2 separate regions of the Homo sapiens genome follow, and region 2 is linked to region 1. Evidence: read pairs that join two places in POLR2A ChIA-PET (ENCODE). Cell type or tissue: Panc1. All regions are shown on one strand. Links, peaks and the distances in the headings refer to the core of each region. The heading gives the core; the rest is flanking DNA.

Region 1 (2,923 bases), core at 187-2,686:
TGCCCTGGCACACTTAGAAGTGTTCTCTCCTGCCTCTCTATAAAGACGGAGGAAGCGGAGAAGACAACTTTTTTTTTTTTTTTTAACAGAGTTTTTAGTTAAGAGAGAAAAAAGAGCAGACTGGATGTGAGGAAACAGATGGGAAGAAAGAGCAAAGAGCAGAGATTTAACAAAAAATGTTGTTGAGGGTTATGTATACCTTTAACATATTTGAAAAATATAAGGGCCAGGAGTGGTGGCTCATGCCTGTAATCCCAGCACTCTGGGAGGCCAAGGCGGGTGGATCACCTGAGGTCAACAGTTCAAGACCAGCCTGGCCAACATGGCAAAACCCTGTCTCTACTAAAAAATACAAAAACTAGCTGGGCGTGGTGGCACACACCTGTAATCCCAGCTACTCGGGAGGCTGAGGCTGGAGAATTGCTTGAACCCTGGAGGCAAAGGTTGTAGTGAGCTGAGATTGTGCCACTGCACTCCAGCCTGGGCGACAAGAGCAAGACACTGTCTCAAGAAGAAAAAAAAATAAAGAAAAATATAAGAAAAAAATGAGTTATTTTAGCATGGTGGCTCACACCTGTATTCCCAGCACTTTGGGAGGCCGAGGTGATAGGATTGCTTGAACCCAGGAGTTCGAGATGGGCCTGAGCAACATAGTGAGACCCAGTCTCTTTCAAATAAAATAAAATAGACTTCAGACCATGGTTGACTTCAAAATCTATAAACATACAATGGTTAACTAAGAATTTCTGTGCCTGTGGGGGATACCTTTTAGTATAGTTTCTCTTGAGTGGAATGTGAAGTTGTGTGGTAGATAAGGCTAGGCTGTTCCAGTGGTCAAATGAGCATTTACCAGTGAAATGGAGAGTTGTTTGATAAGTAGATCATTGGTCAGTATCCCTTGCTACCAATCTGGCTGTGAGAGTCCCTAAGCACCAAAAGCAAGACACGAGCAAGACTCCATCTCAAAAAAAAAAAAAAAAAAAAAAAAAAAAAAAAGAAAAGAATAGAAAAAAAAAGTTTAGAATTAGAATTACGTATGTGTGAAAACAATGTGAAAAAAGACTTTTGTAGATTTTTGAACTACAAAAAAGACTTTTGTAGATTTTAAGAAACTCAGAAGAAAACTTTTTCTAGTGGAAAGTAAAATTATTGGATGGAATGGGAAATCCAAAACAGGGAAGTAACACTCAGACGCTGACTGACCACCTACTTTCGAGCTACTGTCCAGGAATATGAGAAGAATTCAGAGCCACATTTTTTTTCTTCCTTTTCAGAGAGGTGGGGCTTACGATTTAGTCTGGAATTCAGATGCCTATTGGTGACTGCTCCGTGGCAGCTAAACCAAGAAAACAGCTGCTCTGCTCATTATTTCAAACCACACTAGGGTACAGAGCTCGTGCTTCGGGATGGAAACCTATGGTTATCTGCAGAGGGAGTCATGCTTTCAAGGACCTCATGTAAGTAATTCGGAATTCAATAGAGCTTTATTATTGAAATTGCAATCAGAAAAAAAGGGGGGAAAAAGGAAAATTACAAAGAGGAAGAGGAAAGCTTTGGTTTTAAATCTATCAAATCCATCATTTTTAAAGACTTTTTTACTGCTAACTCAGTTTAGTCATTCTGTGGCTGCTACTTGCTTCTCAGTTACTGTGCCAAAATTCAGGGTCTTTCTGCATCTCCAAACTGAAAGTTGAAATTGAACTCTTTTCTCCAGATTCCTGGCACTTTCATCAGATAAAGTGGGGTTCCTTTTACTTTTTGAGATCTCTGTTTCATAAATACAGTTTATTTCCAAAACATGCAAAGTTTAACTATTTTGTTTCCTTCCCTTTTGAAACATGGCATGTAGAGCTGCCTGATTTGTACTTCTTTTCCCTCAGTTATTTAACTATTGACTGATCACATGATTGGGGTGGGTGCATTTACTCCAAGTTAATTAGTATCTAAGTCAAATAAAAAGGAAATTATCATGTTTATCAATATATAAATGCGACATATAGTGTGCTATACTATAGTGTAGTTTATTAAACCTAATTTTTCATTGAGGCATATGGAAATCCAAATGTTTTAGGAAATCATCATCACAGTTCAATTAGGTGATTAAAATATATATTCAATTTAAAGATCATCTATAGTTAAGGAATGGCTTATACAAACGTGTGTGTGTGTGTGTGTTTAAAGACAGGATCTTGCTCTGTCACCCAGGCTGGATTGTAGTGGCATAATCATAGCTCACTGCAGCTTTCAACTCCTGGGCTCAAGGGATCCTCCTGCCTCAGCCTCCCAAGTAGTCAGGACTACAGACACAGACTACCATACCCGGCAAACTTTTAAATTTTTTGTAGAGACAAGGTCTTGCTGCGCTGCCCAGGCTGATCTCGAACTCCTGGGCTCAAGTGATGTTCCTGGCTTGGCCTTTCAAAGTGCTGAGATTACAGGCGTTGAGCCCCTGTACCTGGCCTTATAAAAACTTTTCAATCAGATGATATTATTCCTGCAATTATTGCCAACACAGTTTACTCCTAGCTGTATCACCAATGCATACTTTCTATCTGCCTTCTTCAATGAGAATTTATTATTTTTATTTTTTATTAGCACACTTAAATTGAAATTCAAGGTCAGACTTTCTGAGCTTCTAGCTGGAACTTGTAAGTTTTTTTCCTCGTGTCATCAATAAAATCTGCTTAGAAATGGTTGTTTCTAGTTATGAAAGTAATAGTTGTTCTACTCATCTCTCCATCCATTTTTTTTGTATAACTGACTTTAAAAATATGGCCTGAAATAATCATTTCATTCATTTGCCTAATGTTTGGTGGTTTCTATGGCCACACAAGCTCTGAAATACTCTATATGGCCTTTAAGTTATCTTCCAAGTTACTCTGCCACTTAATAATTCAATTATCTTTTCCAATATTCCTCAGTA
Region 2 (2,923 bases), core at 122-2,621, 82 kb before region 1:
AGATGATAGTTGGGTTGAACCTTATTCAGGTTGGACACCCCTAATTTGAGTATCTGAAATGCTCTAAAATCTAACTTTTTGAGCACCGACTCAACACTCAAAGGAAATGTTTATTTTAAGCATTTTGGATTTCAGATTTTGGGATTAGAGATGCCAAATTGGTAAGTATAATGCAGATTTTCTAAAATTCCAAAAAATCCAAAATGCTTCTGGTCCCATGCATTTCAGATAAGGGATGCTCATCCTGTAGTTGTATACCTAGGAAAGGAGATTCTAAGTTTTTTAAAAATACCAGAATTTAAAAGTTGGTAAGGTTGATATATTCAAGATAATATAGATAAAAATTATCTTCGTACTAACACTAACCGCTTTGACATGCAAATAGAGTAAAATAACCTCTTGTCATTATAACAGAACCACAGTTTGAGGAACAAATTTAATAATAAACTTTGAGAAATAAATTTAATAATCTTTTTGAAGAAAACTAATTTTTTTTTTCAATCCTGTCTTATGGGGTTGAAGGAAGACTTAATTTCTTCTTGAAAGACAGAACCGTGATATTCAACGTAATGGCATAATGTTTCTGGGTATAAAAAGTCTTAATATAGGTCAGGCACGGTGGCTCACGCCTATAATCCTAACACTTTGGGAGGCTGAGGCAGGCAGATCATCTGAGTTCAGGAGTTCAAGACCAGACTGGCCAAAATGGTGAAACCCTGTCTCTAATTTAAAAAAAAAAGCCAGGTGTAGTGGCACACGCCTGTAGTCCCAGCTACTCGGGGCGGGGCTAAGGTAGGAGAATTGCTTGAAACCAGGAGGTGGTGGTTGCAGTGAGCCAAGATTGTGCCATTGCACTCCAGCCTGGGCGACAAGGCTGGAGCCTGGGCGAAACTCCATCTCAAAAAAAAAAAAAATCTTAATATAAAATTCAGTCCTTTGTAAAATAACATATTTAGTACAATCTTAATACTAATGGGTTTTGGAAGTGAATAAAATTGATTTTATACGTAAGAATAACTGTGTGACAATGCCAAAAAATGAAAAGATGTATGGTGAGAAGAATTTCTTACCAGATGCTAACTCTTCCAGTAAGATACTGTAGTTAAAGCAGCATGAAATCCAGGAATGTGTGCGTACTTAATGAATTTTTAAAAAGATGGTATTTCACTGTAGAGGCAAGAAGATGGTTTAATAAATGGAGCAAGTATAATTGTCCATGTGCAAGCAAAATTAGAGCCCTACTTTATAAACAAAAATAAGTCTTTTGGAATACGAAAAACTAAAGAATTAGGAAATACAGGAATATATGTTTATAACCTCATCAGTAAAGGAAACCCCAAAGCTACACTCTGGCTACATTTAAAAAAAAAAATCACAAAAGACAAAAATATGCCATTAAATAAAGGATCTCATCAAAAGATAAAACATAGACTAGGAAAATATTTTCATTACACACAACAAGCAATAGATTCATATACCTCTTAAATAAAAAAATTACAAATGATTATGACAACCTAGAGGATCGATGGGGCCAGGTGCAGCGGCTCACACCTGTAATCCCAGCACTTTGGGAGGCCAAAGCTTCCGCCTTGGCCTCAGATGAAATTAAGTCTTCCTTCAGCCCCATAAGACAGGATTGAAAAAAAAATTAGTTTTCTTGTCGCCCAGGCTGGAGTGCAATGGCGCGATCTCAGCTCACTGCAACTTCCACCTCCCAGGTTCAAGTGATTCTCCTGCCTCAGCCTCCCAAGTAGCTGGGATTACAGGCACCCGCCACCACTCCCAGCTAATTTTTTGTATTTTTAGTAGAGACGGGTTTTCACCATGTTGGCCAGGCTGGCCTCATCCTCCTGACCTCCAGCGATCTGCCCACCTCGGCCTCCCAAAGTGTTGGAATTACAGGCATGAGCCACCGTGCCTGGCCAAACTAATATCATATTTTTTCAGTTGTGTTTATATTGGCAAAAGAGTTGAAAACAATTTGAACATGTGTTGATACACCATATGATAGGACTGTGTTAAGCAAGTGTTTCTTAAAATATCTGGCTAGTACCAAAGAGAACAAGTTACTTTTAACTCCCTTGCATACATACCTGCAATGTAGTATTAAATGGAAAAACAAAGTTGCAGGGTAGTATGATCTCATTTCTGTTAAGAAAACAAAAATAAATGTGACATTTTATATGTAATTGTGCTTTCATATGTTCATGGAGAAAGAGAAGAAGGATATGTTATCAGCATCGTTTGCCTCTGGGTGGCAGGTAGGATGGGAATAAGATTGGCTAGGCGGGAAATGAGATTTCATTTTTTTAAAAATATACTTTACATTGTTTCACTAGTTGTAATTAAAATTTGTTTTGAATGTGACCAAATAATGGAAGATACAAGCTTTAATGATTCCAGTTCTTTTTATTCTGCCTTTATAGGACAGGCTAGAAGAGTTAATATAGTAATCCATTATTTCCCTGGGCTTTTCAAGTCATTTGAGGGAGGAGTTTAGCCCCAATTTTGTGGAAATAGTATATACTCTTGAAATAGTCAACTCTCCCCTACAAAGACAATGAATATTCTGGTCGAAACTATTGGAGAGTACATTGTGAAAATCCGTGTAGCTGAGAGAGGAGCCAATAAATGACCAAATGTTGATTTTGAATAGTTAACATTTTATCTAAACAGCTAAAGTTTGTTCATTTGTTTTTTCCTTTAAAGCTCCATCAAGGAACAGTCCCTGTTTCTTACACAGTAACAACAGTGGCACCACATGGGATTCCACTCTGCACAGGCCAGCACATCCCTGCTTGTAGTACACAGCAGGTCCCAGGATGCTCTGTGGTTTTCAGTGGACAGCACCTCCCTGTCTGTAGTGTGCCTCCTCCAGTAAGTCTCTATCTTTGTTCTCATTAGATATTACTATTAAGCACAC

The links. ChIA-PET counts read pairs that join two places held together with the same protein. Peaks named below come from ENCODE experiments on the same cell type or tissue, not always from the same donor. Only the 100,000 strongest peaks of a DNase experiment are listed, where the experiment ranks them.
Region 2: POLR2A ChIA-PET joins it to region 1 with 7 read pairs; 3 of 35 experiments call an interaction of 5 or more read pairs at or near these places.

Annotation. Positions count from the first base shown.
Region 1 is chr9:36,275,428-36,278,350 of GRCh38, reverse strand. The region is part of intron 2 of LOC124902150 (a long non-coding RNA gene); the gene reads right to left. It also overlaps a transcript of GNE not described here. Among named protein-coding and RNA genes, the nearest start is that of GNE, 18 kb to the right of the region's middle. In Panc1, for the core only: no CTCF peak of the experiment used is centred there; no DNase peak of the experiment used is centred there; H3K4me3 peaks cover 1,421 bases; H3K27ac peaks cover 1,541 bases.
Region 2 is chr9:36,357,729-36,360,651 of GRCh38, reverse strand. It overlaps RNF38 (ring finger protein 38), which reads left to right. Exons shown (of 12, transcript NM_022781.5): 5 at 2,710-2,877. Among named protein-coding and RNA genes, the nearest start is that of RNF38, 41 kb to the left of the region's middle. In Panc1, for the core only: no CTCF peak of the experiment used is centred there; no DNase peak of the experiment used is centred there.